2 separate regions of the Homo sapiens genome follow, and region 2 is linked to region 1. Evidence: chromatin loops called from intact Hi-C (ENCODE). Cell type or tissue: IMR-90. All regions are shown on one strand.

The links. Peaks named below come from ENCODE experiments on the same cell type or tissue, not always from the same donor. Only the 100,000 strongest peaks of a DNase experiment are listed, where the experiment ranks them.
Region 2: a loop joins it to region 1, with 3 times the contacts of the local background. A loop is called at or near these places in 2 of 110 quality-filtered maps.

The regions. Positions count from the first base shown.
Region 1 is chr2:143,578,484-143,586,483 of GRCh38, reverse strand. All of the region lies in intron 11 of ARHGAP15 (Rho GTPase activating protein 15), which reads right to left. It overlaps LOC101928361 (a long non-coding RNA gene), which reads right to left and starts at 1,889. Exons shown (of 2, transcript XR_007087253.1): 1 at 1-1,889. In IMR-90, a CTCF peak has its summit at 4,305; no DNase peak of the experiment used is centred here.
Region 2 is chr2:144,067,339-144,075,338 of GRCh38, reverse strand. All of the region lies in intron 6 of QTMAN (queuosine-tRNA mannosyltransferase), which reads left to right. Among named protein-coding and RNA genes, the nearest start is that of QTMAN-AS1, 130 kb to the right of the region's middle. In IMR-90, a CTCF peak has its summit at 3,662; a DNase peak (open chromatin) is centred at 3,718.

The sequences.
Region 1 (8,000 bases):
AAAAGAAAAAGATTAAAGACATAAAATATGTCTATGAATAGTTTTAGTATATTGATAAAAGTGATTACAGTACACAAGAAAAATAGGACTAGTTCTCTTGAAGAAGAGAATAGAGCAAATGCCACAGAAAAAAAAATTAAAGATGTAATAGAAGAAAAGTTTTGAAAATACAGAAGGACTTAAATTTCCTTACTAAAGTGACACACTTAGTCCCAGGAAAATTTGACATAGAACAATTAATCTAACAAATCCTAGTGTAGCTATTAAAATTTAGGAATTAAAAATATAGCCATATGGTGTTCCAGGCAGCACAGGTAAATCATACTAACCAAGGGGGTGGTGGTGGGAGGAATGACCTCAGAGAACTTCACAGCAACACTGAGTGCTACATGAAAAAGTGTGCAAAATTTAGAGAAATTTAAATATAGATATATTATTTTATACCGTGACATGCTCTTCCAGTATAAGACCATTTGCAGACACTGTGAAACATTCAGAAACTAGAGAGTAGCCTAACCATGATTCTTTCTGGAAAAGTAACTGAATGCTTAAATCTAATAAACACAAAATTACAGCAAGGCACTTTCCCTTACAGAGAAAACTTGGTAAAATAACAAAGGGGTGAACATATTTCCTGTGCAGCATAGAATAAGACCAAACAATATTGGGGATATACTTATAAATGTAAATAATATAACATTTTCAATAATAAAATCCTAAATAACTTGGAAGACTATCTGGAAGGAAGAATAATTGTACTAATTTCCTCATCAATGAGAAAGATTTGGTCTAAAATAAAAACACTTTTTATTAAAAACACTTCTTTCAGAAGCTAATATTTCTTGGGTCAAATAAACATTTATTTGAAGTTCAGTCATTTTTCAAGTTCATTTAATTTCTTTTTCTTCTTAAAATTCAAGTAGAACTAAACATAAAACATTTTTGCTAAGGAATAACCACTGTGGCAGAATCATATTTTTATCTGACTATTCATCTCTATCAATCTCTCTACACCAACACATAGGGCCATCTAGAATGGTGTTGTTCACTAAATATTAAGATATTTATTTATGTGTATATTTATGTATGTGTTTATTTATGAAATGACTAGATGATGTAATTTTTCTTTGTATATTTTTGTATTATTTAAATTTTATAGCAGTTATTTAAATATTCTTAAATATAGTTTGTAAATATTCTTTTGACAAGTTTTTAAGTATTCTTTTGACAAACAGCAATATAGTTGCATAAAATCAGGCTGGGGTGTTTTTATAACTCTCTACTCAGTCAACATACAATTACAAGAAACGGCATGGAGCTGAGAAAATCTCTGCATTCTTTTAGTTTTAGACATCTATGGAATTGTGAACTTCCTGTGGGATTTATCTTGCGTTTATCTAAATTTAGAAAGAACATTTTAAACCTCGGGATGATTTTTTAACACCCAGTATGTTTCTGATCCATCTCTCTAGTCTTTATCAGTATGTTTAGAAAATGTTTTAACAGCAAAAAGTAAAATACATGTACGAAGATATTAGCAAGACATTCCAAAGTCAAATATAAATCATTTGAGCCAATTTATAATTAGAAATTTTACCTGCCACTGGTTCTGATGTGACCATACTTTATTTTCCAAGCTATTCAGAAATGTAGATCAAAAATCTTGCACTGAGAATAAAAGATGTATTATGTTGGTGCAAACATAATGGCCAAACTGCAATTATTTTTGCACCAACCTAATATGACCTAACTTACTCACATTCATAAAGATTGCTTTGCAGAATTCCAGTTTGACTTCAATTGGCTTTTGTAGATATGTATTATATTTCTATATTGTTGTTGTTGTTGTTGTTGTTTTTTGACAGAGTCTTGTTCTGTTGCCCAGACTTGAGTGCAGTGGCATGATCTTGGATCACTGCAACCTCCGCCTCCTGGGGGTTCAAGCAATTCTTGTCTCAGCCTCCCTAGTAGCTGGGATTACAGGTGCCTGCCACCACGCCCAGCTAATTTTTGTATTTTTAGTAGAGATAGGGTTTCACCATGTTGGCCAGGCTGGTCTCGAACTCCTAACCTCAAGTGATCCACCCACCTTGGCCTCCCAAAGTGCTGATATTACAGGCATGAGCCACCGCACATGGCCTATTGTCGGATTTCTAAATGCTCTAATTATCCAGATTATATTGCAATAGCATGGCTATTCTCGTCTAGAGTTTTAAGTCTGCCAGAATGCTACAAATGAACAAATTGTGAATGTCTAGATACCTTGATATCAAAGAAGATTGGTCTTTACTGCTGATTATCTGGCCAGTTTTTCATCTACCCTGTTGGGACAGCTTTATTTCGGTAATTTTAGACACTTGCTTTCAGTGTTGTGAAACTGCAATAGAATGCATTTTAACAGTTCAAAAAACATGAATGGTTACTCTTGGGTGGCATTTTCTCATTCGGTATATATTAAATCTATCAGTCAAAGGAGAATGCAAACTAAAATGTTTCCATTTTAAAATTCCAAAATTTCCAAATTTACCTAGAAAAGTTTCACTTAATTTAGCTAAAAAGTAAAGTTTAGTTGAAATTGTGAGAAATGACAGAGGAAACTGGTTTTCTTAACCAATAAAATGCCTAAAAATTGGTAGTAGACATTGAACTATAAAATTAGTATTCTTTGGTAATTGGTTCAAATACAAAAACATAAAACCTCGGAGAACTCCCATTTACTCACAATTATTTCTGAATAAAAGTAGTTGTTTGTCAGTTCACAAGAGGTCTTCCAGACTGAGTTTAACTTGATCATGTTTAAATAAACTCACACAAAAATCTTAGAAATGTCCCAAACAGAACCTAACTCCCTACAGTAATTTTTGGTTTCTCTAAGAATTCAGAAGCATTGGCTTAAGCAAATTTCATTAGGGAAATCCACACCATCTACCTTTCTGACCTCTTCCACCCCCCCCATTTTTGTCTTTACGAATGCCAGCAATATCCATCATGAGTAACTCAACTTTCTATAAAAGTAACAGTTCGTAAAAATCTGTAAAACTACTACTGGGAACAAACAAATTAAACAAATGACAATGTTATACAATAAAACTGCTGTTGTCCTCTGGTAGAAGAATTGCTTCTTCTCTGGGACTAATACATCTTGCAGGAACAATTTTAAATAATATGTAACATATGGAGTCAGCTTTTATTATTCTTCTCAAAGAAGACAATTATATTTATGTGATAAACTGTTCAGTGTTGGTAGCATGATACTCATATTACCGGCCACTTAAATAATTCCTGACATGTTCCTATGTGGATCTGCAGCTCACTTCTCTTGAAACTCCTCTTACATTTTAAGCCCCATCTCTTAACAATGGCACTTATATGCCCCTTTAGCAAGATCAGGAGGGTGGCCAGCTGTACGTGAGACCAGTGGAGAAATGATTTCCCTGCACTAGACGTAGCCAATGTACACTCATCTCTCCCTTTCCACACTTCTTCCATCTACACAGTTCCCATCTGAGTGTTCCCATATCCCTGAAGAAAAGCTGGGACTCAACCTGAGCCAGTTCTTGGTAGAATGAAAGAAAAACAGCTTTCAAGATTTAGCTTTGCTAAAGGAACTATCAATCTGGTGTTAACCATGAAAAGTTTTTGAAGTATTGTCTCCTCCTCACCCATTGGCAAGCTGGTATGAGAAGTGTTTTATATGACTTTAAAAGAAGTCTTTGGGGAAAGAGAGATGCCAGTAGACATCTGCTGAGTTGCCTTTCACAATTCATCTAGAAATGCTTAATAAAAGTAGAAAAAAGTTTGTCTCCACATCTTTTAGTTCTACTGTTCCCAACCCACACAGACTTTCTGAAGGAGAGAAATGAATTTCCAAATTGTCACTTTGGCTCACTCATCGGTTGCCACTGTGTGTTTAGATAACACTTGTTAAAAAGTGATGGAGTTTGCTCTGCCACCTCATGCTTCTGTAACGAATCTCTTACAGAGTATCAGTTGGGGTAGGATTTATCAATGCCCCTCCTCATTGCCCCACAGAGTGAGTTGAATAATTCTAATAATCAAAAGCACAGAGTCTGCATCTAGTTTGGAAATGAAACCATGGGTAATTTTCAAAAGTAGTGCCCTCGATTTTTGATGAACTGTCACAGAAACAGGAATTACCACAATTCAGAAATCACATCCACTAACCGACAGAGATCAGCATCTGTGGATGATTTCTTCTAACCTACTACCCTCAAATTTCTTCCCTGCCCCCCTAATAAAAACACACCCTTTTGCCTCATGCTTCCAATTTAGTGCAATCATGCCTCTTACTGGCCATTGCCTTGCAGGACAGCAGCTGTCAAATACACAGAGGCAAGGTATGGGGGTTTGAAACATAAAGCCTCATAATGTGAAAGATGTGCACATCTTATATCACGTCTAATATTAGACTCCAATGGGGCTGCTCAGCCTGCAGAAGCAAACACTCTTCACATCATAGACACTTGAAATAAAAGAGTGCTAAATGGCACTTATCACTTTCCAGAGTCTTTAGAGATAATGTCATTCAGGAAAAGAAACTGACCTCTTCCTTCCTCCCTTTACCCTCCCCACCAATGAAATGATTGTGAAAGAGAAGCTCCAATCCTTGGAAAATTTTAAGCAATTGTCTTTGAAGATGAGAGTTTTTGCTCTTCCAAAGATTCTGGGAATGTGAAGTTGGGGGAGATGCCGGAGAATAGCGACAGAATGTGCCATTTCCGGAGTTGAGACAGCTAATTCCAAGTATAACCTACATTTTTTTCCTGTAACTCATTTAAGACCTATTTATTTACATTGTTGTACTAATCCCTTTGCCAGGCAGTAGAGGTAAAGGTAACAAGCCCTCCCTACTTGCTATTAGGGAATTCAAGCTCTCGAAGTGAGAAGGTAAATGATTATACAGTACTAAATGCTATGGCAAATGCATGGATAAAATGAAGGAAAACCAGAGGAGAGAAGGAGAGGTTGCCTCTCCCTGGGAAATTTAAGGACAGTTTCAGAGAGGTGATAACATATTAGCTTGATTTTGAAGGATGAATAAGAGATTTGTAGGTGGGTGTGGGGCTGTGGGGCTATGGGGCTGTGGGGTGGAAGGGCACTCCAAGATGTGACTGCAGTGTGGGCAATGACACATAGCCATGTACCAGCTGGCACAGCAAGTTGCTTGTTTGCCACAATGAGCCCAGTTCTCTGTAAAGTGAAACTATAAAAAAAATGCAGCTTCTCTAACCTTTATGGCATATTGAGACAAATGTCACTTGGCACTTGCATCTTCTGGCTTTTTGTGGAGCTAATTAGTCCATCGAGTATGCCTGAAAACATGGACGGTGTTCAAGCATACCTGTGTGAAGCTGGTTACCAATTCTGTGCCTGCAGTCAAGTTACTGATCACATTCTACCTCAGTTCCTTTAGCTTAAAATGAGAATGAAAATAGAACCTGCTAAGTGGGATTATTGTGATGATCACAAGATACTACTGTTCAAAACTTAGCACATACAGTACCTAGCCCATAGGAAGTGCTCAGTATATATTAGTTATCATTAAGACCATCATTATTAAACATCCATTATTTATAGGCACTTTCTTGCACAGCTTGAGGGTAAAAATATAAAAGTCAAATATGATCCTATCCATGAGGATCTAGATGGTTTTGGTTGGGAAGACAAGGCACAAGTGCATGAATTAGTATAAAGGGAAAATTACATATATTAATTAGAATTATGTACCAATATATTTGTAATGATACAGAAAACAAAAAACTAGGATATTTTAAAGTATTAAAATATTAAATATTTTAAGGTATTAAAATAATTGTGATAAAACGCATATTAAAATTTAAAAATACATCTAAAAGAAGGATGAGTAAGAAAATGAGCTGAATTCATCACAGGAACTTGGAACCTCAGTGGAGTTTTGAAAAATGGGCTAAGCAAGAGAATTTCGGGAAAAGAAGAGATCCAGAATACAGAATCTGTTGTCACCGGCAAGTCATCGAGGTGGAAATAAACATACCATTCTCTGCCTGTAATAATTATATTTGTCTGCAGGAGCATAAGATTCGTGTTGGGCGTGGGCTGGAAATAATTGGATGTGGTCAGCTTCTGGAGAATATGTTGACCTCTGGAGAAATTTATCTGGCTTTGGTACTAACAGATACAGGAAATCTTTAGTTAAATTTTGTCTTTTCATTTCCTATTTACTTGCAATGGCACAAATCTCTGAAAAAATTGACATATTAAATACTCGTTGTTGGGACAACTTCTTTCACCTGTCTTTAGCCCCTAATTAAGTCACCATTACATAAAATGAAGTAGAAAAAATTGTTCGAGTTTCTACTGCAATTTTAGAGTATGCCATAAGCCTGGTCTGTTGGGCTTATGTTCACATCATTGAAAATTTAGGGAGAATTAGAAATAAAAAGAACTTTTCTTCAGCTCTCAGTGTTCTTTCTTAATAAAACAAATGTTTTGAAGAAACATTTGTTTTATTAAGAAAGAACACTGAGAGCTGAAGAAAAGTTCTTTTAACCTGCACAATGTGCACATGTACCCTAAAACTTAAATAAATAAATAAAAATAAAAATAAAAAAATAAAACAAATGTTTCAGTGCTGGTAATGGAGAAAAAAAGCTCTGTGCAGGGAGTGCTGGAAAAGTTCAGAATCTTAATTCTTGCCCACTTAAAATTATACCCCCCAAATATTTATTAATAAGAAATCAAGCTTCATCTTCTACTTAGGAAGTTGCATGATCAGCACTATTCTTCCCTCGACAAAAAGATCTGGCTGATTTATACTAAGTGGGGCATAGCCTCTGGGCAGTCTTCCTGGAAACAGGGATGCATTTGAGTTGCTCCCTTTATTCTTTTTGGACGAGCTCCCCTCACGGTCGTGGGCACACCTATCTGAGAATGCTGGTCTGAATGAAGGGCACAATTGATATCCATGGAACAAAGAGCATCATTTATCCTAGGCATCCTACAACTATCCTAGAAACTCTGAGCCCCACCTCAACTAACTAAATGACGTTTTGCAAGGACAGAAAAACATGGTACTCAAATTTAAACAGATTCAAATGTAATGAGACAAAGTTAGGGCCTATGATTTTGAGCCAGCTACAAGTGTTCTCCTTGCAAACTTGTGTTTGAATTAGTTTTCCATTCAGTAACAAATACTAATCGCAACTTTACACTCTCTGATTTAACCATCCTGAGAAGTCGATGTACTTAGATGCTTCCTATCACATTTTAAATGCTCTCTTAAATATTCAAATTATATAATTATGCTTAATTATGCGATACATTGTATTTGAATACACAATCATAATACAGTTTTGGCATCATTGTCATCTTACAGCATTTGCCTTATTATGCTGTGGCATTTTGAGTATTTCTGATCAAACAGTATAAATGGAACAGGTTTTGCATACTTAGCATCTTAAAACCCACTTTAAAGAGATTTACTATCAATGTACATTTTCTGTTCAGCTGGAAAAAATAAGAACTTTGTAGTGTATATTATGAAATGTTAAATATTAATACTATTTAAAGTTAATGGTATGCCAAAGAAAATGGCTAATAATATATTATACAATTAAATGCCTATCATATTAGCTCATCTATTAACAAAATAAAATAGATTCAAACAGAAGAGTTCTGATTTGTAGTTTTTTTAGCAAGAGTTGCCCATGCGTAAAAACTAAATTATTTATTCAATTTTTAAACTGCTGGATACATCAGTTTGCAATTATTTGCATATTTGAATGCTTTGTCATGTGTCCCTGATACAACAAAAACAGTAAACAGTTTTCTCTTATTGAATAAAAGCATCTTCTTCTGCACAGGGATACCACTAAAAATGACCAAAATTATCAACCAAAAAACTACCCCCCCACCTTTTTTAAAAATGTATAGAGCGCCATTGGCGCTTTCTAGATGGCCTAGAGTCATCAAAGATTTCAACATTACTCTCCCTGGCCCTT
Region 2 (8,000 bases), 490 kb before region 1:
ATCAGAAAAAGTGACGCTTTTAACATGTGAGTGCGTGTTACGACCCAGATTAGCTATGTAGCATTCTCTTAAAAATTCACCCTTTCTTATTCTCGATTTCTCCTAATATGTACACATGTTCTGACTTCCCATACATCCAGCATCTTTGGTGACTTCATTTCCCGTAAACTTTATTACCTTTCACAAGTTTCATGTAGAATTTTTTCTGCTTAGATGAGTAAGGTAGAATCAGTGAGAAAGCTCTAGATTGTAACTATCAATTATAATACTAATTACAAAACTTATTCCGTATTGCTTACCTCCTCAAAAGTTAATTGCGCTTTCCAACCTCAAATGTTGGCAAAACTTGAGCTTTTCACTCTTTGCAACATAGCATATGTCAAAAATAGCTGTACTTCAAGGAGGAAACTAAGGCAGAAGTGATTGGATAATTTAGTTGTGTCACAGAGAGTTAAACGTCTTTTTTATTGAGGTAATGATCATCATTTATGATGGCTGGTTCTGTGCTCATCTGTAGCCTCTGACACATTTTTGGAGAACATTACTAATACTCTGGATATAATCTAAAGTGTTTGCTATAGTGAAAAGATCTCCAGCCTGGTGGTTGGAGTTGCAGCAGTGTTACTAACTGTCTGCGTGTGGTCAAGCCCCTCATTTAACCTTTTACGGCCTTAGTGTCTGAATCTGTAAAATGAAATCATTGAGCTGGATTATATCTCAAGTTCCTCTAAGTTTCAAAATTCTGTCATTTTATATTTCTAATTAGAAGCTTGGCTTTATCACAGTTACGCAAGATTAGAAAATATATGAAGTCCAAAAGTTATTGTTTATCTTTAATCATCCCAAGTAGTAAAGCTCAAATATTTTTCAGTTTTAGAAAAATGATTTTTAAATGAGCTTGGAAAGTGCTCTGTGTTCTTTAGTTTGCATAGCTAGAACAGAAGAGAGAGGAAAGTAGATTTAATAAAATCAGTCACAGGTTAATATGATTTTTAACTTTTGCTTTTCAAAAAATCTTCATGTAAATTACATATTTCAGTGTGTTATTATGTAACATTAGTTTTGTAATTAGTTATCTGTAGCCAAAATTAAAAATAGGTGTGACCCCTCCTTCTCAACCCTGCTCCTAAATTCTTAAAATCAATCATGTCAGTATTTTAACTCATGCAATTTTATAATTGTTTATATTTACATTGAAATAAGAGATTCATATCCCCTTTTGGCTCATAATTCATCATTGTGTGGTTGGTTGTTCAACAAATCAAATAGGAGCATGTTCTCTTTATTGCTATTTGGTATACTCAAGAGTGAGTCCTGGACTAGGTGGCAGGGACCTGGTTACTTCCCAGCTCTGCTATTAACTACCCATGTGACTGGATAAAGTATTTAATCAGTAATGGAGCTTCAGCCTCCTCATTTGTAGAATGGGATGATATACCCTCTTCCTGCATAGGGCACAATGCCTTGCGGAGTCCATGAGTTTAATAAATGTACGTTTCACTCAACACAACTGAGTTGTGGAATTTTTGTCCTAAGTTCTCCCCATCAAGGTTGGGAGTTGGGGGATATGATTCGAAGGAAATAATTGTTTGGCAGTCTTTTTTGTATGTTAACTTTAATTTCTCCCTCCAAATAAGATGGTAGCTTTTGAACCGTTATTTAGCTAAGCAAACATTTTTTCAAACGTTATGTTATCAGAAGTAGAGCTGATTTTGTTGGAGCAGGAGGGGAGACCCTACCAGGTTGCTTTCTCCTGCCCACTCATGTCTTTCTGTAAACCCAGAAAGGGCTATGCAGAACTTCTTGGGCTCTGTAAACAAACTTTTTGAAAACGATCGTGGATCCATAATTGCACAAAATTATTTGTTCAAAAGGACATAATGAATATTTAGAATGACTCCCTTGAAGTTGATCCAAAACTTCTTGTCATGATATGACTTGGGCTGGAATATAATTCCATTGCATCACCTTTCTTTCACAGGAGAGTAAAACAGATTGCTTGCCAAATCTATGTTAATCAGCATTTTTGTTATAATTGCCAGGATATTCAGTTTACAGAAATAAATAAATATATATGATATATATATAAATATATAAAATATATATATGTTTAATCCTTAAAGGTCTTAGTTCACATTTTTATAGTGAGTGAGAAGTATGTTGGGTGACAATATATAGCTGTCCATTTTGATTGGCTATGTTGTTATCAAGTTGCAATTTCCAATTAGCTTAAAAAGATCAGATAATTTATGCATACAGTGCTGTTTGACGTGAATAAAGGTTATCCCTCTCACAGACCTCACCCAGGGAAATCAGTTTTAATGGCTACTCATTTGAGTCTAAGCAAAGGTAGAGAAATATGGCCACAGAGCAAAACTTGTAACATAAAATCCCCCTGTGTCTGCTTCAAGATGTCCCAACTAAGTTTTAAGCTCCTTAGGAGTCAAGATCTTTGCAGGAATAATAAAGTGTAAGTGTAGTCTATGCTCACTAAATTTAAGTCTTGTCTTTAACTCTTTTAAACTCTACGAAAGTATTTTCTAGAATGAAAAGCCTGTTATTAAGCCAGACAAAGACCCTAAGCCTGTCATGTACATGCTGAGCACTCTCAAGTTAAAGGAACCTTGTGAAGGCGTTTGGCCTGGCTCTCTGTTGTCTGATTCTGTGTTGTGGATTTCTGTCAAGGTTTTGAGGACAGGCCCCTTTCTCAAGGAGTGGTGCAATTCCTGCTTAGCTTCTAAACAGACTTGCTTCTTGCTGCCCTGCCTGACTTAGAACTGTGTTCTGCCTTGCAGTTGACATCAACTGGTTGAATGACCTTGGACAAGTCAAGTTACTAAAACTCTCTGAGTCTTAGTAAATGAGAAGACGGACTAAGTGCTCGAATCTAGTTTTAAAATTCTGTGAGTCTTCAAGATAGCCTATGTAACTGAAAATATGTATCCTATCTTTTGAATTGTGCTGGTAAGAAAGTAAGATTGTCTTTACACAGACACATACACTCTGACACTCCTTTACACTGGGATTTGCTACAGTGAAACCAAAAAAATTAGAGATATAAGTTATAGGGAAAATGTGAAATACACCTCTTTTCTGCTTTTTTTCTGGGCATCGGATTCCTATTTTTCCTCCACATAAAACTGACTGAGCATAAGCAAAGTAAATACTAAGTCTCATTCTTGATCATTCACAGCTTGAACTTGGATTGAAGTTGCTTGCTCTCTGATCCAGAGTTTTTGGATGCATGGCTTTTCGTGTGAGCAAAGAAATAAACATACTAAAAAGGTTGTAGAAAATTGTAGATTTAGTAGAATCTCTGAGATGATTTACTCTGGGGCTAGGTTTAGAATGGCAAACAGATGCAAAGCTTTTTCTGGCCTTAATTTTTGAGTTGGCTTTATTCTTGTCTACAAGAGGCCTAGATTCTTGCTGTTCTCCTCACCCCTCCCTTTTTTGTGCACTTCTAAGATTTAAGAGTGTGATATGTCTGAAAAAGATTTGTTTGATTAGAAGAAAGTATGCCCAGAGAATATTGCCATATTATCTTGTATGATTCATTTTATTAACTTGCCACCATCCAAGGCAGGAGGACAGAGTATAGAATTTGACATAGGCAACATTCAGCCTCCCAGAAATTTAGAGAAGATGTTGGGCCTTTCATCTCCGCTAGATGGCCATTGAGATGAAGGCTTTTCCTGGGAGGAGGTCCAAAATCATCTCAGATGTGTAGGTTTTGGAGATGATTCAAAAGGGCTGCTTCGTGGAACGTGAGACATTCCCAAGGTCAAATCAGTTTATTTAGGCATGATTATCAGTAAACTACATGAAAAGAAAAGCGAGTATCCATTTCTGTTAACTTTAGCCTTTTCTGAAACCATGTGCCCAATCTAAAAAAGGGTAGTGGTTGTGAAATATAAAATTCCATGTGTTTTTGCATAATCGGGATTAATTTTAAATAATTCATCACATAATTTACACAATAAAAAAACCAAGTTTTCTTTTAAAAATTAGCGTATTGTTGAGATAAACATCCCCAACCCCTATCCCCCTCGAAACTCTATTTTGTTCCTAAGACTGATATTCCTTCAAAGGGCAAAATGTTCCCATGTTATTTATTCCAATGGAGTAAGAAAAAAAAAAAAAACAGTGGCAGTATGTTTATTTTAGTAAGGTTTTTTAAAGCATTTTATGTCCTTTTAACAATGTTTTATTTGTTTTATTGTAGATTTTTGATCCTCTGTCCCATACCTGCTATTAAATGAAACTATATAGCTTTAAGCTAAGCACTTTCACAAAGCCCTGTAAATAACAACCCTCTTTTCTCATTTAAAGCCAGCAGGACATCCCATCATGACTACCTCTTAATTAGATGATATTTTGATCTGTGTTCCTATTCATTAATGCTTTGTTTTCTAGTGTCATGTCATGGTACGGTTTACTCACTAATACAGTTTTGTGACATATTCCTACAAGAGCTGGACCAGAGGAGTCCCGGTTTGGCTCAGGGTTTCTGATATATTGCTTGACATAATTTCCAGATTGATATATGGGTTAAATTACATAATACTGGAAACGTATAATTTTAAGAAATAATCTTTAACAAAAGTCATGTTATATAGTAGAAAAAGATTGACTTTAATACATTGATTATCTAACTTCCAAAACATTTTTACTCCATTTGCTCTCCCTGAGATGGTCTATTGTGTTAACACAGCTCACTGTGCTGCTGGTTCTGCAGTTTTGTGCTTGGTATTTTTTTGCTAATATTTAATGCAGTGCATTTTATGTTCTTCCTTTTATTTCATTTTATGTTGTATTGTGTTATGTATTTCACTGCTGGATCTAAATTGGGGAAGGGAATCCTGCTTTGTCCTTGTACTATAATGAAGATAGAGTTTGTTAATATAAATGTAAACTGCTGTCTTAGGTGCATCATCACATGAAGACTGTTTCATAATTGAATATGTTGGTACTAGATACATTTAGAAAATTAGAGTCCCTAAACACCTACTCACAGAGAGAGATGAACTTAATGGTTTGTTGTATACAGTTTCATTTAAAAATATTTTAGAAGAATGACTTATTTGTAAGAATATGTAGAGTGCAAAGTAATGATGGTAACAGTGGAACAGTTAAAGGAAAAATATATGTAGCAATTACATTCAACATTTATTAGGATCTTTGTTCTTAGAAAGTTAGATATTTTTGAGAATTTCAAAATATGGGTGGTAAAATTAGATTAGATTGAGAGGGAGAAATAAGTTTCCAGAAGCACGTTAAGGACACATTACCTACTTTAGTAAACATAACTATAAAGTGTATTGCTTTTTATTAAATTATCTGCCTTCACAGAGCAATAATATTTTTTAATGTATAGCGTTAAAAATGATGGGATGACAGCAATTTCAAATCCATTTTCCTCATTTTTCTAAGTGAAATGGGGAAATATATATGAATATATCTTCAATTAAGAATGGAAAAGATTATTTTAAATAATGCAGCTGCAAAAAATAAGTGTCCAATGAGAAATGTGTGCAAAATGCTAATGATTAATGCTGTGTTGCTGAAGTTCTTATTTGTCAATATCTAAATGTTTAACGTTGGAAAGAATATTTCAAAAGCATGAAATATTTGGAGCATAAAGGTACTGTACCCAAATATCTTCTTATAATCATTTCAAAATTTATTTGAGCAGCTCTGGCTTCTTCAGGCTTGAAAAAAGGAAATCAGTCACATTTGCACAAAAACAGTATGATCAAACCTGTTATTCTTAATGTTTTTCTGACATAAATGTGTTATGTGATCACTCATGGATATTTCATCAAGAACAAAGCTTTGAGATTATTTTTTTCCCTAGGATATGACATAATGTGACTGGGATTTTTAGGTCACACTATTTCTTTTTCAAAAAATGACCCTGTTTCTTCATCTCTGCAAGATATACATTTCAGAAATGTATTTATTTCAGAAAATAGAGATGTGTTTGAGAATGGAGAAGTCATTGGTTAGAAGGAAGTTGTAGGTGTTTTTTTTTTTTTTTTGTAAAAGATTCCCATAAGACTGACCACAAATTTAAGAAACCAAATCCTGTCGAAGGTAAGCATATGCCCTTTTTAAAACAGTGTTCCCGCAGCCAGTTTTTCTTCAGAAAAATTTTGTCATCAGTACCATCTATGCAATAACAGGAGAAAAGAAAGAGGAAAGAATTGGATGTCAGGATGTGTTGAGCATTTCTATACTTAAACTGTGGTGGTCACTTGGATTTTAGCCGTACTTTCCATATTTAAAACTTGTGAAAAAGAGGGGTTAAAAAGGCTGAATATCTTTGTACCCTAATGAGAGAACGGTTGCAGTAACAGTATCAAAGATAAACCGCTATATTAGGAATACTAAATGATAAAGGGCGATAATATGCCATTCTTGAGACTTCTTGGCTCTTACCTAACACATCAGAAAGTGATTGTTGAATTTTAAATAGCCATACAAATGGATGACATAGAAATTTAACTTTGCTTTGACCTTATTCTAATTCACAAGATGACTGCAAAATGACTTTGTTGCATCTGAATGTATGCTGGATGCTAAATCACTCCAGAGTATAAAATCTTTGTTTTGGCATAATGTTGATGCATAAACATTTGTACCCCATACTAACCCTATAAACATCACAATCCATCAGTACAATTACAAAAAAGATTGTTTGTTTTCACACTTAAAGCAGACATGAAATAGAGTGTCCTTAACTTAATCACCACCTTGATTTACCACATTTGCATATATTTGCATATTAATTGGACTACAGATTAAAATTGGTTTTGTAATTTTAATTAAGTGTCCACAAAGGTAAATGATTAGAACTGTTTAAAATACATTCTGACATAAATAGCAGTAAAAGCTTTTGTGATGATGTTTTTGTGGAATTACATTCAGAAAGTGGCCTTTTTATGATAGTAATTTTAATCTTAAATAGAATTATACAGTCAAACAGAACTGTGGATTCATAATCATTTTTTTCAAGTTTCATTTAATATTTTGCTGATTTGCAGCACTTGATGAAAATGTACTGTAGGTTTAGCTGATTGCAAAATTAGGCCTTTAGAGCTGATAAAGTGAGGGTTTAAACCCGCAGTCTTTAGATGCCTGTCATACATACTTGAAGTAGATGTCTCATTTCATGTGTGCGTGCACAAGTATGTGTGTGTGTATGTGTGTATGTTTTAGTGGAATCAACTCATATAACCCTTTTAATGATATACCCTTTAAAAAGAGAATCATCTTAAGGGACCATCATATTCCCAGTTTAAATTAGGGAACATATAAAATGTTTAAAGGTCTCTTTGGCATATTATCCTGGTACCCAGAAGAACTGTCCTAATGTTGACATAGGCCAAAATGTGCTGACTTAATAACAGGTCATCCTCCCTGGTGCTTTCCCTTTGGGGGTGGCACTCACCACATGAACAAGATAATTGTTGGGGAAAAAGCACTTCCCCCACCTCAAAACCTGAGATACTAACGTGTGGCATGTGCTTTCTGTTATACCAGACAGAAAATTGGTTTTACCAGAAGGTTACTGGATGCCTAGCACCCCCTTCTTCCAGCTGGCATTTTCCTGTTTGAATCATTTTAAATGTTGGATGCTGAAACCCTCCCCACTCCCAGCTGCCACCTTCTTCTCTGGCGGTACCCTAGACACAGCTCCCTAATGCTTCCTTGCACCCAGCTGCTTCTCTGCCTGGCTCCTGGCTATTTATAATGTGATGGGATAAATAATCCTTTTTCTACTAGTCACCTCCAAACAACTCTTAATTGGATTTCTTTTATATGCTATGATGTCCCTAAGTGTGCAGTGAGTGGCATAACCATCAAATTTCTTATTGTCCTCGCTAAATGCTATAGAAGTATGTGTGCATGCACACACCTCCTTGTAAAGCTTATGAAGAGCAAACCAGGTAAACCTTTTGATTCTCCTAAATCAGATGAGGGGAAATAATTTCTTA